2 separate regions of the Homo sapiens genome follow, and region 2 is linked to region 1. A link is a loop called in an ENCODE intact Hi-C map of the cell type or tissue named here. Cell type or tissue: PC-3. All regions are shown on one strand. Links, peaks and the distances in the headings refer to the core of each region. The heading gives the core; the rest is flanking DNA. Region 1 overlaps GREM1 (gremlin 1, DAN family BMP antagonist). Region 2 overlaps FMN1 (formin 1).

Evidence for each region. Peaks named below come from ENCODE experiments on the same cell type or tissue, not always from the same donor. Only the 100,000 strongest peaks of a DNase experiment are listed, where the experiment ranks them.
Region 2: it touches region 1 in a loop (4-fold over the local background); 8 of 110 quality-filtered maps call a loop at or near these places.

Annotation. Positions count from the first base shown.
Region 1 is chr15:32,726,298-32,738,427 of GRCh38, reverse strand. GREM1 (gremlin 1, DAN family BMP antagonist) reads right to left here. Exons shown (of 2, transcript NM_013372.7): 2 at 1-7,738. The coding sequence starts at 7,737. The coding sequence ends at 7,183. Among named protein-coding and RNA genes, the nearest start is that of GREM1-AS1, 13 kb to the right of the region's middle. RefSeq lists an enhancer at 7,023-7,562. In PC-3, for the core only: no CTCF peak of the experiment used is centred there; no DNase peak of the experiment used is centred there; H3K27ac peaks cover 578 bases.
Region 2 is chr15:32,795,926-32,808,055 of GRCh38, reverse strand. FMN1 (formin 1) reads left to right here. Exons shown (of 21, transcript NM_001277313.2): 18 at 3,724-3,775; 19 at 9,103-9,252. All of the region lies in intron 1 of LOC107984089 (a long non-coding RNA gene), which reads right to left. Among named protein-coding and RNA genes, the nearest start is that of GREM1-AS1, 83 kb to the right of the region's middle. In PC-3, for the core only: no CTCF peak of the experiment used is centred there; a DNase peak (open chromatin) is centred at 5,595; H3K27ac peaks cover 3,447 bases.

The DNA of each region.
Region 1 (12,130 bases), core at 2,111-10,110:
TTCAATGTACCAGTCTTGCACTTCCTGTTACATTTTTTCTATGTATTTTATTCTTTTTGATACTATTCAAAGGGTGCTATTTTCTTAATTTTATTTTCAGATTTTTCATTACAAGTGTGTAGAATACAATTTATATCTGTATGTTGATCTTGTATCCTGCAACCTTGCTGAAATCATGTATTAGCTCTAATAGTTCTTTTGTAAATTCCTTAGGATTTCTACATACAATATTATGTCATCTTAAAATTGAAATCATTTTATTTCTTTTCCAATCTGGATGACTTTTTTCTTTTCTTTTTTTTTTTTTTTTTTTTTTTTTTTTTTTTTTTTTTTTTTTTTTTTTTGCCTAATTACCCTAGGTAGAACCTCCAGTATAATATTGAATAAAAATAGTGACAGCAGATATCCTGTTAGTTCCTCTTGGGGGAAAGCTTTCAGTCTTTCACCTTTAAGTATGATGTTAGCTGTGGGTTTTTCTTTTCTTTTTTTTTTTTTTTTTGAGACAGAGTTTTGTTCTTGTTGCCCAGGCTGGAGTACAATGGCGTGATCTCGGCTCACCAGAACCTCCACCTCCTGGGTTCAACCGATTCTCCTGCCTCAGCCTCCCAAGCAGCTGGGATTACAGGCATTTGCCACCACGCCGGGCTAATTTTTTGTATTTTTAGTAGATACAGGGTTTCTCCATGTTGGTCAGGTTGGTCTCGAACTCCTGACCTCAGGTGATCCGCCTGGCTCAGCCTCCCAAAGTGCTGGGATTACAGGCTTGAGCCACCATACCCGGCCAGCTGTGGGTTTTTCATAGATGCCATGTGTGAGGTTGAAGAAGTTCCCTTCTCTTCCTAGTGTGTTGAGTGATTTTATTACAAAGGGGTGTTGAATTTTGCCAAATGATTTTTCTGCGTGTATCGAGATGATTGTGTGGTTTCTGTCTTTATTCTATTAATATGATGCATTACACTGATGGTTAAATCAATCTTGCATTCCTGGGGCAAATCCCACTTGGTCAAGGTATATAATCCTTTCCATATGTTGTTGGACCCAGTTATCTAGCATTTTGTTGAATTTTTTTGCATTTACACTTAAAAGAGATATTGGTCTATGGTTTTATTTTTGATGTATTTGTCAGAATTTGGTATCAAGGTAATACTAGTTATAGAAAATAAGGTGGAAAGTGTTTCCTCCTCTTCCATTTCTGGAAGAGTTTGTGAAGAATTTGTACCAATTCTTCTTTAAATATTTGCTAACATTAATCAGTTAAGACATCCTAAATTGGGCTTTTCTTTCTGGGAAGTTATTTGATTGCTTATTTAATCTCTTTACTTGTGATAGCTCTATTCAGATTTTTATTTTTTCTTGAATCAGTTTCAGTAGTTTGTTTATTTATAGGTGTGGTGGACATCTGCATAAACAAGATGAAATGTCACCAAAATTTGGTTTAGATGCTGAGACTGATGATGTTACACACACCCCAAGAGAGTATGAAACATTTATTACTCACATGAGGCTTTTTGTGGAGAGCAGCTCACGTCTCCTAACCTGGTCTGAAAATGACTTGAGAGAGCCAGGAAAGGAGACTGGTTTGGGCTTTTTATGATGTTTAGAAAGTATGACTTGGATGAGGATTCCCACATGCAGGCAGGGCCATGCATGGTTTGATCGTACTGTCATTTCCCCAGGGTTTGTTGTTGTTTCTTTGTTTAATGACTTTTCTGAACTAATTCTGTAAAGTCTGTATTTTTTGTTGTGTGTGGACACTGAAGTCTCTGCTTGGTTAGTAGTCATCTAATAGTTGTACACGGATTTCCTCAAACACTTGGAATCAATAATTCAACCAGTCTCTGCCAAGGAGCTCTGTGTGAATGCTGAGGCACACTCAACACTCCGCCATGCAATTGACAACTCTGCATTCCCTTTACTTATGGCTTGTGCAGAGCCTCAAGATCAGCTTGAAGTGAGAGCTTAAGGCTTTCTTGGGTTTTTCCTGAGCATCTGCACAGTCCTGGGCATGGATGGAGTCCTATTTATGCATTTGGCAGTCTAGATTGCCAATAACACTTTGGAGCTTTTCAAAGTCCCTATGAAAATCTCTTTTTCCAGCTTCTCCTTTTAGGCTTTTTATTTAGCCAATTGCTTTCCCCAACTGTTATACATTACCCCAGGCAGCCACAAAGAGAATCAATTGCCTCTAGTTGTTTTGACAAAGTTTTTTACCCTGGGAAGCTTCCAGTCAGGTCAAATATAGCCTTGCAAGTGGAGCTTCCAGGGCCTGCCAAACAGGTCAAATAGTGACAATTGTCTAGGAATGGGACTTTGAAAGAACTCCAACTCCATTCTGTCACCTTCAGTGGCTGCCAGACTGCTGATTTTCATGGTAATTGCAGGCTGTTGGTTTCAAAGCTATTGTGGAGCTGGAGAGGGGGAGATGAGAGTAGTGCAAGTTACAATATCACAGTGCTCACAGAGATTTAGTCTTTTTCTTGAATAAATGCTCTGCAAATTGCTATACATCTTCAGTTAATTTCCAGAGCTATAAGAAGTTGAATCTATTTTTGTCACATTCTCATTAGTTTTATGGAGGAGAGACTCTTTGGGGGACCAGGGAATCTCAAGCATTGTTGCTGACATCCTCCCACATTCTTCTTTTTTTTTTTTTTCTTAAGCTTGAAATGCTCTTCCGTGTCAAGTCCCACTCACACCTTTCAGGCCTTGTATTTTTCTAATGGGTGTGGCTTTTCTGAGAACACTTTCTCCTTGGTACTTGCTTCCATTCTCCCCCTCCAAGTCCAAGAAGGCCATGACAAAAAGAGAGGTGGCCAAGAGGCTTTGACTGAATGCTTCAGATCTTGGGTTCCTGATGATGCAGCTATAATCTCAGGGTGGCCTTAATCGCTAGATGTGAACAATCTAGTTAGATCTATTTTTAGAGTGCTGTGTTATGTTCTTAAAAGAACAAACCGATAAAAGTTGCTCACAGTTTTGCATAATGTTTAAGGACCCAGTGCCACAGTAAGACCATATAAGTTCACTGCTTTCTAGCAGTGATAATGGTACCTACCTCACTGAGCTACCGTGAAGATTGAGTGAGAAACAATTCAAAGAAAATCCTTAGCACAGTGTCTGGTGTAACCATCCCATACATAGCTGCTGGGATTTTCATTATCATCAGAGCACCCATACCTAATAGAAATCTTGTATTATATATCTAAGTAGAAAGGGACCTCAGAAATTGACAAGTTCACAATTGCACACCAAGGGCAGTGACTTACTCTACTTCACATCCCTATTAAATGATATCTAGCCTGTGGTTTAATATTTCCAAGGACAGGAGTTCACTATCTTTTAAAGGTACCTCATGGTATTGCCAATCACTCTTACCACTAGGAAGCTTTTCCTTCTACTGAGCCCCAAATCTTTCTCCTGCTTTTCCCCTGGAACACCCTGAAATGAAGATATTATCATTTCTGTGTGATGGTCCTTCCATCTCAGGGCCTCCCTTATAACACTCTATAGTTCTTCTTTCTAGTTGTGCTCTAGGGAAGAGGCTGGTACTTCCGATTGCAGACCAGCTCTCCCTTGCCACAACCTGAAGTGTCCTACGGAAATCAAGCAGGGTCTGAAAGGCCTAGGCAAAAGGAATAAATTCCACCAAAGATCACAGGCTATCCAATTCTCTTTTCTACCTCCCTTCCCATGATAAGTGCATCCCTGCTCCACCTCTGCCCTAGGAACACTACCAAACACAAACGCACGCTCACACACACAGAAAGAATAGGTTTAATTTATTAGTTGCTCTTTAGCAAAGGCTATATAGAACATTATTGGGGTGAAAATTAAATTCTAGTTACAGATTCATGAAACTTGAAGCCAAATTAGTTTTATGAGACTATCAACTCCCCTTTCATCCTCCTACACAGCAAGGTACCTCATAGTCTATATAATTCTTTGCCGTTTTTAAATGATTTAAGCAGACATAATACATAATGCAGTTGATATTAAATATCTTGAGGAATGTCAATAGAACTACTTTCACTCTTAGGCATTAACTGATCACTTATAAATGTTCTGTTTATCCACTTTTCATTTTAGATTTTCTCCTTAAAAGGACTTTATGTGTGAACTAGTCATCATTATCTGCTATTCGTTTGTATACATGCATCGTAAGTCTTCCAAAATAACATTTAAAGTCTTTCTTAATATTGCTTTAGAAATGTTAACCTTTAAGGAACATTCAATTTAAAAAATAAAGATTCAGGCACTGACTCAGGAAGACATGTTCAGCTGGGTCAAGATTTTGTTTCCCCTGACCAGATAAAAGACTCTAACAACATACGGTGTGTCAGCTTCTTCTTTGCCCAACTCAGAGAAAGTCATATAAAGGAGAAAAAGAAAACATGCTTGAAATCACAGTGACCAAAGGATTTGAAGTAATAATTACATTAAATAACCATAACTTTTCATTTAACTATTCACATTCCACACAGTGGAAATTATCCTCTCCTCCAGATTTTTCACTTACACTCTTAACTTTGAAGACCTACAGTAACAAAAAACAACTTACAGACTTCCAGGATGTGTGTTTTTTTCTTTTAATGCCAAGCACAAAGTGTACATCATAAAATTCATATTTGGTGTTTGGCATTATTTTAATAGGTATGATCAAGACCACAAATATCTTGCCATAAAAATATTCTACTATAATAATGAAAAAATATATCATTACATCATCAGTGACTCGAATAAAATATGGTATAGATATGGCATTTTCAATGAAAGTTGGAAGACACACCACATTTGTACTAGTCTTAATATAGGCACAGTAAGAAGAACAGATATTTCCCTCTTTGGCTAGTGATATGCTTTTAGGGTAGTTACGCTGCTGATTATCCCAGTGAAGTTAGTGTTGAGGAAATTCTCTTTACTTGAGCCAAATCTGCACTTATGTGCAAGACTGTGGTACAAGCTCCTAAAAGAAGATTACTGCTGCCAACTTAAGTCATCTCCGTTAACGAAATTGCATTCTTGTGGCAGAGTTAAAACAACAAGAGAAATTCAGTGTTTGCTGGTTCTGAATGTCATTTTTCCTCCCTGGTGTGGTTTTACATTTTCAGCTTCTTTCCCTTTTCTTCTCTCCCACCCTCAAAATTCTGCCTTAGCATTTGTGTGCTTAATTAAATCCACTCTGTGCTTTATTGTTGGAGAATGTGGACAATACAAAGATTTGGGGTGGGGTCATACAGTGTATACAAAACACACACACTATGTGTTTGGACAAATTCGCCTAGCGTGAGAATCATCAGTAGTGAGTTTAAAAGTTTGAAAATCAGACCCAACATTTTGGGTGTTTAAAATATCTCCCGCCTTGAAATGGCTCCTGTTTAGTTGTTAGATGGGAGAGCACTGGATCAAAACAAAAACGAAATAAAAACAGCTTCTCGAGTTGCAAGGGTTCTCTGAATGCCAGAGCCTTGATCGGCAACTGAATCTCAAGTCTGCAGTGTTTGTTTTCCATATTACATAGGACTTGGCTAGGAGGCTGAGAAGATACAAGGCAAAAAGAGTATTCAGGGAGTTTGTATATAAAACCTCAGGCTTGAAGAAAACAGGTTAACCAAATCCAAAGTACAATAAAGTTCACCCACCCTGCACTTTGGCCCTTAGATCAATCCTAAGTAGCCATTGCCAGTAGGCCAAGTTTAATCAGAGGACAGTGCCTACCAGTAAATACTGAATAGTTACAATAGTTATGTCCATCCAACCAGTAGCAGATGAACAGCTAATACATCATGATGCTATGCTCTCCTAACAGGGTCCCCTCAGATCCTCAGTGAGCACATAAAGAAAGGGAGGTCATATCCCTTACATCTCTACCAGGTATTAACACCTAACTACTCTCTAGCCAGAGGCAATTCCCTTTATTTCCTTACTCTCGTCGTCTTCTCTTTAGCCCAATCTCCTGACAATAGTTAAAACAAAAAGACCCCCAAAATATCTCTTGCTAAAACAGAGTAGTCCCTAAACTCTCTCATCTTAGACTACTGTCAGGTACACTCAGCAGAGGCAGGATCTTTATCAATCAAGTTAGTGGCTCTCAGAAGCATTATGGGAAATAGTGGAATGGAAATGAGCTGACTATAACCACGATAAAGGAAAGGTATTAGGAATTTCAGCCTCTGAGGTTTTTGATTAATTCCCACCCCTATGCAGAGAGTTCTAAACTACCTCTCTTTTCCACCTGAGGGACAAAGCAGAGGAGTTGGTTTGGTTTAGCTAACTTGCTTGGGTCCGAACATAGGAGTGGTCAGTATTTATGTTTTCAGTTTGGTGTTAGGTTTGAGCAGATTGCAACGGCCAAAGTTAATCACTTTCTGGCAATCTCATTTCTCCTCTGTTCACTTGGGTTCTGTTAAATACTAGGAAAAGACTTTCTCAGAAGCATCAGCCTGTGTTCTGGTATTGGCCTTTCAAGCTTCTGCAATGTCCCTACTGACTTTTGCTGGACCTGATTTGGCCTCACCCTCCACCCTCCCTTTCTCACTCCACTATCCTGCTTGTCCTTGCCCACACCAGCCTCTCCCAGAGTCTGGAGGGTCTTCACAAAATGAAAAACATTTGCATCATGGTTAAGTGAATTAATTTAGGAACCTTGGCAAACAAGAGATTAGACTGACATAGTCACTATCAACTTAAGAAGAGATGGATTGTGAGGAGGAGGAGGAAAGGAGGATGCAAGCACAGGTTAAAAGGACTTTTCCATGTCGAATGCAGCACTAAAACAGGTCTCTTGCCCTCAGAGGAGCCTCTTCCATGAACATTCATTCCGAAAGGAGATTCTGGTCCCCAGGAGGGCACAAAAACACAAAGTCAGAACCAGACCACGGCCCCGCCCCTTTAGATGTGAGCCGGGGTGAGGTGGGTTTCTGGTACATCCCCATTAAAGCAGATATGTTTACAAAATAGGGAGTGCTCTCTAGCAGAGACTGTGTTTTCTCTGGTGTCTAAAAACACCCACAGGCACCCATCCACACTCATGCACACGAACTACGCACAAGCAGGCTCCTGCCAGGAGGCAGCTGGGGGTTCTTCTGGCCTCTAGGTTTAAGCCAAGTAAGAATCTGGTTGTTTTAGGTCTGGGACTTCCTGGGGCTGCATTCCTAGGACATGCTGGGTGCACCTGGATTTGGCTTAATCCAAATCGATGGATATGCAACGACACTGCTTCACACGTGTGACTCTCTTCTTCTTGGTAGGTGGCTGTAGTTCAGGGCAGTTGAGTGTGACCATCATGGTAGTGAATTTCTTGGGCTTGCAGAAGGAGCAGGACTGAAAGGAACCTTCCTCCTTCCGGATGTGCCTGGGGATGTAGAAAGAGTTGCACTGGCCGTAACAGAAGCGGTTGATGATGGTGCGACTGTTGCAGCCTTCCTCGTGGATGGTCTGCTTAAGCGGCTGGGTTTTGCACCAGTCTCGCTTCAGGTATTTGCGCTCCGTCACATGCAGGGCCTCTTGGCTGGACTCCAGCACCTCCTCCCCGGGCATGGCAGTGCCCCGCCCTTGGCCCCGCCCCCGGTTCCTGGAGCCAGGCTGCTGGGGCGACTGAGTCTGCTCTGAGTCATTGTGCTGGGCCTTGTCTGGCGGGGGGATGGCACCTTGGGACCCTTTCTTTTTCCCTTCAGCAGCCGGCAGCAGGGTCCCCAAGAGGAGAAGCAGGGCTCCCACCGTGTAGGCTGTGCGGCTCATACTAAAGAAAGGAAGCACAGAGAGGGGAAGACACAAAACATGGCAAAGTTAATTTAAAAATTAATAATAATAGCACCTAGCATTTAAACGCACCGTTAAACACTTAACGTGAAATATTCCATTTACTTCTCACAGTACCTGTATGAATTAGGTACTATTATCTCCATGACCCAGCCATCAATCCATGGAGTAACTCACCCAGAGTCCCACAGTGACTAAGTCAAGGTTTAAACTCAGCCAGGGCCTAGCTCTTCTCTGCACCTATTCTCACAAGAACTTCTTCCTGGCCTCTGGCACCAACCACATTTGTCTTTGTATTACGTTCACTTATTGAGGGGAACTTATTTTCTATTTTGTTTTACAGCAAGATGAATTAACCTCTCTGCTCAGAGGACTTCATTCCTCCGGAAACCTCCCAGTCTTTTCTCCCCAACTAGCCTGAGGCTTCCTGAGCTGTGAATGCTTATGAGACTTTGCATTTTTATCATATGTGGAAGGAGAGATTCATGGAGACCAGAAGGCATTTGACAGAGGGAAAACAACAAAACAGGAAAGGTCGCGCTCCTGGTGCAGTAACTTGCTATCTGATCTTAAAGATGTCACTTTGTCTCTCAGTAAATCACTCCATTTAAGCAAAGATACCAATACTTCGTCTCCCCAGGTACGCTGTTCAGATCCAACTCGATGTCAATGTGACAGCAATTGGAGAACTAACCAAATGTGTGGCAGTACTGCAGATGGAATGAAAGACAGTAGCGTGTAGGTGACGTGACTCATGAGGCTTCACCTCTCACTTATTCTCATCTTGAAACTGGGCACAGATACTCAATGTATCACTTTGTACCACGATATACATTTTTCTACCTTTTAAATAGTGAAATATGTCATTCACATGTGTCTGTGTATATACAATTTAAAAGGTAGAAAAATGGGCATGATAGAACAAGTATGTGCAAATATTTACATTAATAAATGGCATGGGCATGCTGAATAAATTAGTGGCAATGGATTAGTGGATGGGTCAGAAGCTAGATATGGGTCTGAAAGGGCAGTGATATGTGAACAATGGCAAAAAATAACAAGGAGGTGAGGTGAGGGAAAACCGACAAAAAATAGGAAACCATAGACAGAGAGAGAAAAGAATGAATGAAGTGAAGAATGCAATTCAGAGAAAGGGGAACTCTTCTACAAGTTGAATGTTCAGGGGAGGTAGTAAAGGCAGACAGAAAAGGCGGAAGAAGAGGGAAAGGTGGAGAAGGAGCAGCATATTTTTAAAAAGGAGAGTGCAAGAGAGAAGCCTCAGACAGACTAAAAAGATTTTCCTCCTGGGACAGTGCTTCTTAGACTTGAAAGTGCAGACAATTGGCCGGGCGCAGTGGCTCACGCCTGTAATCCCAGCACTTTGGGAGGCCCAGATGGGCGGCGGATCACGAGGTCAGGAGATCGAGACCATCCTGGCTAACACGGTGAAACCCCATCTCTACTAAAAATACAAAAAAATTAGCCGGGCGTAGTGGCGGGCGCCTGTAGTGCCAGCTACTCGGGAGTCTAAGGCAGGAGAATGGCGTGAACCCGGGAGTCAGAGCTTGCAGTGAGCCGAGATCGCGCCACTGCACTCCAGCCTGGGTGACTGAGCGAGACTCTGTCTCAAAAAAAAGAAGAAAGAAAGAAAGAAAAAAAAAAAGAAAGTGCAGACAATATCTGGGGATATTGTTAAGATGCAGATTATGATTCAGCAGGTCTGCCTTTTTATTAAGCTTTGAGTAGCAAGGCCTATAAGCACTTGCTGCCATGGGGCACGGAGAGAATTATTAAAGTGTGGAGGGATTTTCTTTTCAATGGATGCAGTTTCAAATTCACAGTCTCCCTCCTGCGGCCATCACAACAATCGGACCTGAATCCTGAAGGTTCTCCTGTCCCACTCCTGTGGTTTTCTGAACCTAAGAACACAGCTGTGTAGCAAACATTTTCCTTCTCTCTTTGGAATACCAGTATTACACATAATAACCACTAAGTGCAACTTAACAGTAACATTATTTCTCCCACCAAAACTGGACAGGTTGGTATTATTAGAGCAACTACCTTGCGCAAAGGCAGTGTAGGATCTAGATTTTCTAATGAACAGCACATGGTAAGTAAACACCATTCAACTCTAGGATAATGTCAAATTAAAATAATTAAATATTGAATTTAAGATATCTTTAAATGGCACCATCTTTCCAACATTAACCTAGTACTTTTAGACCATTATAAGTTCGGAGCTGATAATGTGACATTCAGCTTCTGCTCCAACTGTAGGTTTCCCACCTTTGGTCAGTGTATGTTACAACATCCCTGCTCTTTATGCAGAGCTTTTGTTTTACCCCAACAACAAAAAAATTACTTTACTTTGTCTTTTAAAAAAAAGCACTTATACTATACCATGCTGTTTTTGTTACTGTAGCCTTGTAGTATAGTTTGAAGTCAGGTAGCATGATGCTTCCAGCTTTTTTCTTTTTGCTTAGGATCGTCTTGGCTATACCGGCTCTTTTTTCAGTTCCATATGAAATTTAAAGTAGTTTTTTTCTAATTCTGTGAAGGAAGTCAGTGGTAGCTTGATGGGGATGGCATTGAATCTATAAATTGTTTTGGGCAGTATGGCCATTTTCATAATATTGATTCTTCCTATCCATGAGCATGGAATGTTTTTCCATTTGTTTGTGTCCTCTCTTATTACCTTGAGCAGTGGTCTGTAGTTCTCCTTGAAGAGGTCCTTCACATCCCTTGTAAGTTGGATTCCTAGGTATTTTATTCTTTGTAGCACTTGTGAATGGGAGTTCACTCATGATTTGGCTGTTTGTCTATTATTGGTGTATAGGAATGCTTGTGATTTTTGCACATTGATTTTGTATCCTGAGACTTTGCTGAAGTTGCTTATCAGCTTAAGGAGATTTTGGGCTGAGATGATGGGGTTTTCTAAATATACAATCATGTCATCTGCAAACAGAGACAATTTGACTTCCTCTCTTCCTATTTGAATACCCTTTATTTATTTGTCTTGCCTGCTTGCCCTGGCCAGAACTTCCAATAGTATGTTGAATAGGAGTGGTGAGAGAAGTCATCCTTGTGGCGGTTTTCAAAGGGAATGCTTCCAGCTTTTGCCCATTCAGTATGATACTGGCTGTGGGTTTGTCATAAATAACTCTTATTATTTTGAGATATGTTTCATCAATACCTAGTTTATTGAGAGTTCTTAGCATTGAAGGGGTGTTGAATTTTATCGAAGGCCTTTTCTGCATCTATTGAGATAATCATGTGGTTTTTGTCATTGGTTCTGTGTATGTGATTGATTACGTTTATTGATTTGCGTATGTTGAACCAGCCTTGCATCCCAGGGATGAAGCCAACTTGATCATGGCAGGTAAGCTTTTTGATGTGCTGCCAGTATTTTATTGAGGATTTTCACATCAATGTTCATCAGGGATATTGGCCTGAATTTCCTTTTTTATGTTGTGTCTCTGCCAGGTTTTGGTATCAGGATGATGCTGGCCTCATAAAATGAGTTAGGGAGGAGTCCTTCTTTTTCTATTGTTTGGAATAGTTTCAGAAGGAATGGTACTAGCTCCTCTTTGTACCTCTGGTAGACTTCGGCTGTGAATCTGTCTGGTCCTGGGCTTTTTTTGGTTGGTAGGCTACTAATTACTGCCTCAATTTCAGAACTTGCTATTGGTCTATTCAGGGATTCAACTTCTTCCTGGTTTAGTCTTGGGAGGGTGTATGCGTTCAGGAATGTATCCATTTCTTCCCAATTTTCTAGTTTATTTGCGTAGAGGTGTTTATAGTATTCTCTGATGGTAGTTTGTATTTCTGTGGGATCAGTGGTGATATCCCCTTTATCACTTTTTATTGTGTCTATTGTCTATTTGATTCTTCTCTCTTTTCTCCTTTATTAGTTTGGCTAGCAGTCTATTTCATTAATCTTTTCAAAAAAAAAAAAAAAACAGCTCCTGGGTTCATTGATTTTTTGAAGGGTTTTTTGTGTCTCTATCTCCTTCAGTTCTGCTCTGATCTTAGTTATTTCTTGTCTTCTGCTAGCTTTTGAATTTGTTTGCTCTTGTTTCTCTAGTTCTTTTAATTGTGATATTAGGGTGTCGATTTTAGATCTGTCCCGCTTTCTCCTGTGGGCATTTAGTGCTATCAATTTCCCTCTAAACACTGCTTTAGCTGTGTCCCAGAGATTCTGGTATATTGTGTCTTTGTTCTCATTTCTTTCAAAGAACCTATTTATTTCTGCCTTAATTTTGTTATTTACCCAGTAGTCATTCAGGAGCAGGTTGTTCAGTTTCCATGCAGTTGTGTGGTTTTCAGTAAGTTTCTTAATCCTGAGTTCTAATTTGATTGCACTGGGGTCTGA
Region 2 (12,130 bases), core at 1,947-9,946, 70 kb before region 1:
ATTAGAATTTGAGTTTGTGACTCCAGTCTTTAAACATGGTTCTTCCAGGTCATGTATTTGTGTTTTGCTTAGAGCATCTTGAAGACTTAAAATGTGTAATGGCCTGGTTTAAAATTTTACACATTCAAGTAGGAGAAATATTTCATGCTGTTAGAGCTTCCAAGTCACACCATAAAGGTAGATGCCTTTTGTATCTGTACAAGGGCAAAATTAGGGAACATTTAAATCTCTAATTTCTTCTCATTTTCCTGAAGGCCCTTTTCCCTAAACCCTCAGAGTTTTCTGCAGTGTGCATTGGCTCTTAATAATACCTCTTTTTACATTTAGACTCTGTTTCTCCAAATCACCATATTCACAGAGGTATTGCAAAATCTTACCTGATGCTCAATTCAGTTTGAATAGGGTATTTCTTGTCACTAAATTCATATACAGTTATGGCTTGGCCACACTCTGCTTAGCACACACAGCTTGGAAGTAGCCAGTTAGAAACCATCTGCTGAGAGAGCAGAGCTGGTCCAAGAAGATCACTCGGGCCTCAGAGGAATTTTTCCTCCTGTTTGGCTATGCACATAACTTAAAATCACTGGAGAAGAACAGATCACTAGTTTGTTTCACATTTTGGGGAACTTGATAACCTAGGAGAGACACAGGTCATTTCTCAGTATCTGATTGGCTAAGTACCAGACTAATTCACAGAAATTCCTGCCAAGAGTATGGGGGGACATCAGACAGCAAAAGATGGCCCTGGCCATGGCTTCCGTCTGCCTAAAATGATGCACTTATGAAAGCTGAATCATTTTAATATAAAACAAAATAAGTTTTACTAGTTGAAATATACTACATTTAGAGATAATGGTATACAACATTAGCCTCTCAATCTTCTTTAGCTTATGTTCATATTCTAAATATAAAGTTTTTTCAGGAAAGCCAGTATATCTCTTTTTAAGCAAGCTTTATCCAATATATGCATTTTTAAGCTAAAATGATTGCTTTAACATATAGCCAGTTTTCTACAATTAAGGCTACAGCAGAAAGCAAGCCAGGTGAAGCTGCTGCCCTCCTAGAGCTTACATTCAGTTGTTGCATGATAAACACATGAGGAAAGGAATAGTCTGTTAGGTAGATAGAGGCTGTGGGAAGGCTATGGAAGGAAGGTAGGGGTAGAGGGTGTGTGTGGAGGGGTAGTAGGAAGATGATGAGTGGCAAGGGATGGTCTTTTATTTACGGAAGCTGGAGAAGGAGATACTTCTGCTGAGACCTCAATGCAGTGAGGGAGCCCATCGTGCAGACTGTGGTCAGGGTGTCCCAGAGAGGAGGAACAGCAAGTGCAAAGATCCTCCAATGTGCACGCTCAGTGCGCTCAAGCCAGAGGCAGCTGCCAGCGAAGCTGGAAAGGAAGGGGTGTGGGAAAGAGGAGGTAATGCCACCAAACAGCCAGGGAGCCGACTTAAGTGCAGGGCCTTCTAGAGCATTTTGAAGACTGTAGATACTATGTCAAGGCTGATGGCAAGACAAGCCATTGGAAGGTTTTGAGCAGGGGAGCCTTTACATTTTAAAATCAATGAGGAAGATTATGGTAATGTAGTATTAATACCTGCCATGGCCTATATTGAGCACACATTATGTGCTAAGCACTCTGCATGTATTATCTCATTAAATCTTTACAGCAGCTGTATGATAATGGTCACTATGGCTGTTCTCATGGGACAGATGAGGCAATAACTAAGCATTTGGTCTTAACTAACTTGCCAAAGTCATACAGATAGTAAGTGGTAGGGCCAGGTTTAATAAAAGGGTGATGTTTCAAAATCCCTTATCTTTCATGAAGTATCACAGCATAGATCCTAGATACGAGACTTACTTATTTTCGTTCATTTTACATCATTGTAGCCCTAAATTAAAGGAATCTGAAGGCTTATGTTACATAATAACATGTTACATAATAACATAACAACTTATGTTGTAGCTTATGTTAACAACTTTCCTATTTTTCTGGATATTTTAAAGTGTGAGAGTGGTATTTTCATATATAATAATATATCTTCTGATTGTAGAGAAGGATATATAAAAGAACCACCCCAAAATGAAACCTCTTGATAATCCTATAGAAAGAACATAGGTTCTTAACCTGTGGATTCAGAATTGTATCTTAGTATCACTGATTTTCTTAGTAACCTTATGAAAACATTATTCTGACAAGAGTCCATGGGCTTCCCTAGACTGCCAAAAGGGCCTGTGGGTGTGGAGGCAGTATGCGGCAAGATTCCCATGACTCTGAGCAGCACTGCTGCAAATGCTACTGGATTTATAATGTTTAGAGTAAGGGGGAACATGATGAGACGTGCAAGAGGGACCACATGTCGTGATCTACCCAAGATTTCCCTAATTTATGTCTTTGCCTAGGTGTAATTATTAACATTACTCTCAAAAGTATCCCAGAGGAAACAATAAATTATTTGGCCACTATTAGCTATGTCTGTTATCAAGACTTCATGACTAAAACACCAAAAGCAATGGCAACAAAAGCCAAAATAGATAAATGGGATCTAATTAAACTAAAGAGCTTCTGCACAGCAGAAGAAACTGTCATCAGAGTGAACAGGCAACCTACAGAATGGGAGAAAATTTTTGCAATCTACCCATCTGACAAAGGGCTAATATCCAGAATCCACAAAGAAAAACAAATTTACAAGAAAAAAACAACCCCATCGAAAAGTGGGCAAAGGATATGAACAGACACTTCTCAAAAGAAGACATTTATGCAGCCAATAGACACATGAAAAAATGCTCATCATCACTGGTCATCAGAGAAATGCAAATCAAAACCACAATGACACACCATCTCACTCCAGTTAGAATGGCGATCACTAAAAAGTCAGGAAACAACAGATGCTGGAGAAGGTGTGGAGAAATAGGAACGCTTTTACACTGTTGGGAGTGTAAATTAGTTCAACCATTGTGGAAGACAGTGTGGTGATTCCTCAAGGATCTAGAACTAGAAATACCATTTGACCCAGTGATCCCATTACTGGATATATACCCAAAGGATTATAAATCATGCTACTATAAAGATATATGCACATGTATATTTATTGTGGCACTATTCACAATAGCAAAGACTTGGAACCAAGCCAAATGTCCATCAATGAGAGACTGGATTAAGAAAATGTGGCACATATACACCATGGAATACTATGCAGTCATAAAAAAGGGTAAGTTCATGCCCTTTGCAGGGACACGGATGAAGCCAGAAACTATCATTCTCAGCAAACTATCACAAGGACAGAAAACCAAACACTGCATGTTCTCACTCATAGGTGGGAGTTGAACAGTGAGAACAGATGGACACAGGGTGGGGAACATCACACACTGGGGCCTGTTGGGGGGTGGGGGGCTGGGGGAGGGATAGTATTAGAAATACCTAATGTAAATGACGAGTCGATGGGTGCAGCAAACCAACATGGCACATGTATACATATGTAACAAACCTGCACGTAGTGCACATGTACCCTAGAACTTAGTATAATTTAAAAAAAAAAAAAGCAGTGGTAGCAAATAAAGCAAATTGAGTGTTATTGCCAGGACATGTGTTACAGGCTACCCCCCCCCCCCCCCCCCGAATTCAGACCTCCTGTGGTAATGAATGGGTGTAATTGAAGCTGTAAGATTACGCAAAGGAGACAACAGAAGAAAAAATTTTTAATCATGATTTATCTTTTACAGCCAAAAAAGAGCATAAGATGGAAGAAAGTCACTTGGAGAATGCACAGAAAAGGTAAGCAGCTCTGATTTGGCCCCAGTTCTTTCTTTGACTAGCCATTCTTTTGTATTATTATTATGAAGTGCATTCATTTTGCTATGCAGTTCTATCTCCAAAACATTTTTACTTCCCCAACTGAAACTTTATACCCTTTAAACACAAATTCCCCATTCCCCACTCCCCTGTCCCTAGGCAACCACCGTTCTACTTTCTGTCTCTGTGACTTCGACTACTTTAGCTACCTCATGCAATTGGGGTCATCCAGTATTTGTCCTTGTGTGACTGACTTCTTTCCTGTAGCATAAGGTTTGACTAGCCCTACTTTCGGCCCCATGTGTTAAGACTATGCATCCATAAGCAATAAGCTTCACTTGGAAGCTGGAGTGAAAGCACTGTAGCAGGACTTAGGAATATTTTTCCTCAGGAAGTGAGGAATCATCCAGAAGTGACTCACCTGCCTCACATGCGTGTCATGACACTATTCTGCCTGTTTGCCTGTCCTGCATTGCTCTGCTCCTGAACCGCTTGATGGAAGTCAGGGACAGTTTGATCCTTCCTGGCATTACAACTAGATCAAACTAATTATTGCAGACACCCAAGAGACTTATTATGTCTTTCCTCAGCTTCTAGAGGAGGATATTATAAACAAGGGGCAGGTAGGGAGAAGGGGCTGTCCATATGTTCAGGTGGGGAGAAGGGGCTGTCCATATGCCCATACAGCGTATGGACAATTTCCCCCAGAAGTTGGGGAACACCTCAGAGATCTTCTGTTCAGATTCATGTCACCCACTTCAGGCATCTTCTTGCTCGCTCACTCTCTCAATAGATATCACATGGGAACCATTCACTCCACCCAGTGGAACCTAATCATCAGCAGTTCTCATCCCTTAGGGCTTTTTCCTTTTTGTTAGTTGACCAGGTTAGTCAGTGTGGCTCTCCCTCCCTCATAGAAGAGTGAGTGGCAATAGACAGCGGTATTCTCATATTTAGGGCTGAAATTTGAGATACATTTTGCTGGTACGAATTCTAAAAGTACTGGTAAATTAGATGACAGGTAGAGGTAGGAGACAGCATCTAAGGACAAATGAGCTTTACAAATGTGTGAGAGGAACAGTTACCCAGTTAGGAATTTAAATGCAAATAAACAGATTGTAGAAATTAACCATTTTCCTCCTGTCTAGCCACAATTTCCGAGACTTCTGAAATCCCATAGACGGTGCCATCTGCCCTGCTTTCACAGGTGCCAACATCTTGCCCTGCTTCCCACTGTAATTACCAATAAGATTAAAATGCTGGTGAAAGCAAGGTGAAGGCAAGTCTTGCACTTTGCTAAGTACAGACATATTCTCAAATCGTGCTTATCATCCTATCATAATAATCATTCAAAACTGAGATAATTCCATGGCTATGTTTTTAGGAGTTTGTGTCTCTCTATTGACCTTATTCCTATGTTAAGCTTCCCTTCACAATGCATAAAACTAGCACGTCTGTGTTATAGAAACATCCAGCACATAAGAGATTATCAACAAGGGCACGTTGGTGTCAGGCCAAACAGAAATTCAGCTTCTGGGGCGGATGTCAAATTTCTAATACTTTTTCAGGATTCTTGCTGAAGGAAAAGGGGGCCCAGCGTGGAGGGGCCGAAACTGCTGCCGTGCATTAGCTCTGTGGAGGGGAGTCATAAATTCTGGTTGTCAGCGTTTTCCGTGGCTTTGTGGTGAAGGTAGTCTAGCTTTCATGTCATACATGAAATATGTTAGATCCCATCTTTAATGTAGAAACCACAGTTGTTTGGTTATACTCTTTAAGGAGGTTGTGGTCAGTGTTGCAATATTTGTGTGAGATTAGTGAATTCTTATGTTTTATTCTCAAGAGAAACAATTTACTCTGAGGCTAAGGCATATTTGCTTTTCCTAAGCAGTTTCTGAAGGCATGCATGTAAGACAATAAGTGGATGTGTTCCGCTCTGGATCTCAGGACTGTAAAAGTAAAACAGTTCACTTCGCTACAGGCTCTTTGATGTAATCATTGTCTGTACTTTAAAAATGTTTGGCTGAATTAAAAAGATACAAATCAGACAGGGAATTATAGCAGAGAGAAAAGGGGTCAGGGACTAGTTTGCATGAAATGAAAAAGTTATATAAAACCAAACATAGGATTAGAAATCAATCTTCTAAAATTTGAGAGCCATTTTAGAGCTATCTGCTAACAAATAGAAATTTCAAATCGCATGATTGACCTTTGTTTCCTGTATATTAGAGAAAATTCTCCTGGTTGTTAAATATCAACAATTTTCTTGTCCAAATTGCAAAAGATTTTCAGTGGTCAATCTCTGTGAATCAAAACTGAATTTAAAATGGAGTTTTGTCTAGGAAAGACAACAGTCTAGGCCTTATCAAACCATTGCAGGTTCATATTCTAGCTTTTAGCATTTTCTTAAACAGTGGAATAACAATGAAATCAAATAAGGCACACTGGTTTTGTTTGTTTGTTTGTTTTTTGAGACGGAGTCTCATTCTGTCGCCCAGGCTGGATTGCAGTGGCGCAGTCTGGGCTCACTGCAAGCTCTGCCTCCCAGGTTCACGCCATTCTCCTGCCTCAGCTTCCTGAGTGGCTGGGCCTGCAGGTGCCTACCACCACGCCTGAATAATTTTTTTTTGTTTGTTTGTTTTTGTTTTTTTGTTTTTGTTTTTAGTAGAGATGGGGTTTCAGCATGTTAGCCAGGATGGTCTCGATCTCCTGACCTCGTGATGCACCCGCCTCGGCCTCCCAAAGTGCTAGGATTACAGGCGTGAGCCACTGTGCCCGGCCAAATAAGGCACATTCTTGAAGCGACTTTATCTTTGTCTAAGCTGCTGAGTGCCAAAGCCAGGCCATCCTCTGGGAGTCTGTGTACTTTGGTTCTTCTGAAGAGGTTCACTTGCTTTCTTAGTTTCCAAAACACATAAGAAAAAAAAGGCTGAAATTTAGTATTTTTTTTAGTGTTTCTCCCCCTTTCAGGGAGAGTAAGCAAGCAGTACCTCACAAATCCCCAGGGAGAGAGGCAAGGAGGGCAATGGTTAGCTTCAGTTTAGAGTTGGGAAAATCGAGGCCCACAGGAGGATGATGTGTTTTTCTCAGGCTGTGCAACAACCACCAAATCACTCTTGACATTCTCTGAAACTGCACCAGGATTTGCAATATGTTGATCTCACAATCTAGACTCCAGGTGATGCCAGAGGTGTCAGGTGTTCCATGAAGCACAATAACTGGACTTCACTATATTTTGCTGGAAAATCAGAAGATAAGTTGTCCCTCTAAATACTAGAAATGAAAGACTTTCCCTTCCCCATGAATGCTCAAATAAATATGTATCTGTATAGAAGGTAAGCATAAGAAAGAGAAAAAATAATCACATGCCCTCCCTGGGGTAATGCATGTTATGTGTGATACAGAGGAGGACACCTGTGTCTAAAGTAGAAAAGGGTGGGGTAGAACGACTATTTTGTCTCTTAAATGCCTGTGTTATTGAGCATGAGCAACAGAAAGATAAAGCAGACAGAGCATTTCACAGAAAATCAGGGGACCTGAATTCCAGGCCCAACCCTACCAGGGAATAATGCCACACAGTCTTTCCAGGTCTCTGTTTTGTCACCTATAAAATGATAATTTGGGCAAGTCATCCTGTAAATTCCTTCCCATTCTAAAGTCCTGTGACTTTGTAGGAAATGAATGGCCTGTTCCTATAGGTTATATAACTCTCTACTTATGTATTCCCATGCTATAGTCAAAATAATTTTCATTTGAGTGAAATAAAGTTACATGCTATAGAGTGTACATTTGGTTTTACCAGTGTTTGGACTGCCATGGAAATAAGGGTTATGTCTGGGGCAAGAGTGGACATTGCCACATTCTTCCCTTCCCGGTTTTTCTCAACATTATGTATGTTTGGAATTATAATAGAGTCCCTTAAGAGATTACTGCAGTTATTGCCTTTCTCCACTTACACATTTCCAGTCTTTTAATAACTGGGAGCCAAAATTCCCTGACCAGTAGTTTTAATTTGCATTAAAAACAGATTTATTCTTTACAGAAGCACAAAGAATTTATGGGACTCAGAGCTGCAGCTCCAGCTTGGATCTCGCCTAATCGTACCCATGGAATCAATTAACAGTTCATCTGTGAAATGTGATAAAATCTTATGAGATACATATTGCCCAATAACCGAGAATGAGATGAAAGTATGCTCCATAATAGTAACGGAGCTTCAGGGTTTTACAATCGCCATTGAATAGAGTTCCATTAGAAAATCAGTATTCAGGATGGCCACACACAAAAAAAAAACCACTGTGTCTGAACAGATGATAGAGCATTGAGTAATAAACCTGGCCAGCCATTCCTGCTTTGATTAGTTTCCAACACCCTAGAAAAGGGGGTCATTTATTTAAGTGTTCTTGCTCATGGCAAATGAGCTTGTGAGGCTTGGGGTAGGTGGGGGTGAGGGGGAAAGATTGAGTTCAAAGCTGTAAATTGCTGCAAAGCTAGTGCCTCCAAGAAGGGCTGCTTGGGAGGCCCAGGTAGTCTGGTGTGCAGTGAGCCTTGCTGGGATAGGTCTTACTGATATCTGGGAATCCACTCTGGAAAATTGGGATTCTTTACTGACCAGACTGGAGATCATTTTTCCAAGATCAGAAATGGTTTTTCATCCAAAACTTGCTATGCCTACAACTGTATCTGTTTTTGTACATCAGTGGTTTGTATTCTTGTATCATATTAAGCTTTAAAAGGTAGCCCTCCTGAAGATCATATCATCTACATCTCTTATTTTACCCTTGAGAAAATTGAGAGTCAAAGATGCTGAGTGATTGACCCAAGATTACAAAGCCAGTATATGCCCGAAAAAGGATAGAATGGATTTTCTTGCTTTTTTGTGAAACATTTGACAGATTAATTATTCCCAATGAGCTATCGAACTGACCGCTGCTAATGCTGCAGTCAGTGTGTCATCCACCTTGCATGTAATCACTAAACATAAAATGAAGAGCAGGGAAGAGACGGGGATTTGAGATGAAGAACAAACTCGAGACGTTTTACCTACACACCCCCAGAAATTATACATGCTGATTTTATACAGATAAGATGTGCCCAGGAGCATCCCAATCAAGTTCCATTTTTTGGCAAATCAGTTTGAGCAAATAGATTTTCTGAGGTTTACAATAAACTTCAGTAACTATGAGCCCCCAGCTTCTGTGTTACAAAATAAACACAAGAGAAACTGCCCCCAGCATCCCCCCTCTAATGGATTTTAGTGTTGGCAATTTCTCACCTCTACCTCATTCCATTTTCCCCCCTACCTGTTGCAGTTTTGAAACAACAGTACGATATTTTGGGATGAAGCCAAAGTCTGGTGAGAAGGAGATCACACCCAGCTACGTGTTTATGGTGTGGTATGAGTTCTGCAGTGACTTCAAGACAATTTGGAAACGGGAGAGTAAAAACATATCTAAAGAAAGGTAAGGTTCAAAAAAAGATTTTAATGCCTCCTTCAGGAGCCTAGGAAACTGCACTCTTAAACCTATCAAAGTGTGTCTATTTCACACCTGTCGATGTTTTCTTTCGGATGAAGTGGTCATAGGGGAAGGACTTTTTGCCTCAGGGATCGTAGGGAAATTCGGGGAAAGCTTGCTGTCCACACAGGCAGATATGCTCACATGATCTGATAAGTTACACTTTCTTAACCCCTTCCAATTACTAGCTAGTAAATGAAAGGAGGGTTGTGCTAATTTGCAACAGATTGCTTCTCTGTGTATTTTCATGTTGGCCCAGGCTAAATGAGGCAGCCTTGCTGTCGCAGACAGTATAGACAAATAAAAGTGAATGCTTTTCCCATTAATATACTGAACTTGCATCAAAGGAAAATCTCTGTGACTCAGGCCACACTTCACACAGCGTGGAAGCCCCGCATTGGATTTACAGCGCCACTTCTGACTCCCTGTATCCTGCTGCGGACATCAAACTGCGTGCCGCTCAGCCTCGTTGCAGCCCCCGATTTTATTAGCTGGGGGTAGAAGAAAAACCTCAACTCTGAATATAGACGGGGTGTGTGTGTGTGTGTGTGTGTGTGTGTGTGTGTGTGTGCGTTTTCCTTAGAGAGATTGAATTTGCCCCTATTTATCAGAAAAAAGCATTTCTGCCTGATCATTTTTGTGATTGGGTTGCCACTGTTATGGAAGGGGTGTCATGGATTTAAATTTCAAACAGGTCTTACTACTACTCCTGTGGAACAGATGTATAAGAATGGCATTCAAAACAGAGTGGAAGGAGACAAAAAATTCCTCAGCGTAAGGAAAATGATATATTTCATTATAGCATCTACCTTTTACTAACCTGTGAGGCCTGACATTCCATAATTCAGTATTTTTATTCTTCACTTTGTAATCAAAGAAAAGATATATACATAATATATTTCTAGACACATCACAACCTACCCTAATATATTTCACCTTAAAACACTAGTAAGAGGAGCAAAATTGTGAGATTTTTGACCTAGTATTAGTCTCTAAGTATTTTCTCAGGGAGCTAAAAAAAGAGAAAGGCCTTCTTTCTTTCCAAGGAAGTTAAAGATGTGTTTATCAACACATCTTCCCATCAGTACTTCTTTGGGAACATGGGAATTAAACTGAATATATCCATTATATAGATAAAACTGAAGCAGAGAAAAGTACCATTGTTGAGAAAATAGGTCGTTGATAATAACATGAAAAAAAATCCTAAAAATCTTGGCACCCAACCCATAGTTCTTGCCCTGCCATCACTTATTTAGCCCTTTAAAGTAAGCTAAAATAAGTTTCTGTGGAATCAATTCTCATACGAAAATACTATTCTTAAAACAGCATAGGAGCTGGCCAGTCTGCCCTCCAGGTCCATACACCTTGAGGCTGGGACATCCCACAGTGGGCCTGGAATGTACAGCTTTTGCTTAAGAATTTTTACACCTCAGATTTTGAGCACAGTCCTTAGTATATTTGTCCTTGGGGCCCTAAAAATGGTCTAAAACAAACAAAAGACCAACAGAGAAGGCAATTAATTGCTTTATATGTTAATGATCTTCTGTTGAAATAACTGTATTCCACATTAAAGAGTGTTCTGTATCATAGAAGTTAGATCAAAGAAATTGTGAGTCTGTCATAGAGGTGGTATCCAGAAGTCCTTCAAAATGACAGTATCTCTGATTCCCAGCCACGGGCGTTTGTGGCATTGCTTCCTGGGTGCAGCTGTTGAATTGCCTGCTTCACACTCTGTAAACCAACCCCTTTACAGGGTCATGACCTCACAAGACCCTTTTTGGTTCTTCTCATTTCGCAGTTTCAGGGGACCCTTCATTCCAGCCATGCTCTGTGAGGATGGATCACCAAGGTTTCTACCCTAAAACAACATCTCTGAAAGTTGATGATGGCTAATAAGATATTTCTGGAGGCAGCAGCATGGTTAGGAAAATCTGTGTGTTAAGAAATATTAGCACATTATGTATATTACTCCTCAACCATTTAAACAAACTGCTTGATATCCAGGGTTTTCTTAAAATCCTAAAGTGAGAACTTTGTTAAAGTGTTCTCTGTCTGCTAAAGATTTTAGCTTCTTTCCTGTTAGAATCACACATTCATTATGGTAAAATAAGCAAATTAACTGGAATTTTTCTATTAAATGAGGAACACTATAATTGCTTTGTTTTGACATCTATTTAATGATATTTGATATTATAGTTTCAATTATACTTTCCCCAGAAACCGAATATATCCCAACAACACTAAACATCAGGAGACAACATAACATCATTAACAAGGGCATCCTAAAAAATAAAATTCATAACCAAAATAAAAACCTGATGATGTGTAATTATAAAGAAAAAAACTAGTTTGGGATCTCATCAGAAAAATTCAACTCACTTAATTTTTAAATATATTGGAAGGCCAACTAAGTGCTCAAAATCATTGGAAAAATTAAGAATCAGTACTAGCATTTTCAAAGGGACAGGTTTCATGGAAAACACTGTTTTGTTTAAATTCTACTTCCAAATGAAATGGAAGTGTTGAAAACTACTTAGGCCACTGGAGGTTAATTTTAGGTGGTGGTGAATATTTACTTTTCCTGCTTAGGTAGTTTTCATGAGTACACATTAGTTTGATACAAAATTGAGATGAATGCATCTTCATAACAAGATAACAGCTTCCCCTCATAAAATCCAGAATAATCTGTAACATACAAATGACCACATAAAAATGTCCTAAGTTCTTGTGCCTTGTGAGTGAACAATAATCTTATTAAACTGGTGTCAGGGCACAACTCTGTGGTTCGGCAGAAGGAACAATATTTCACTGGGGAATATGGTTT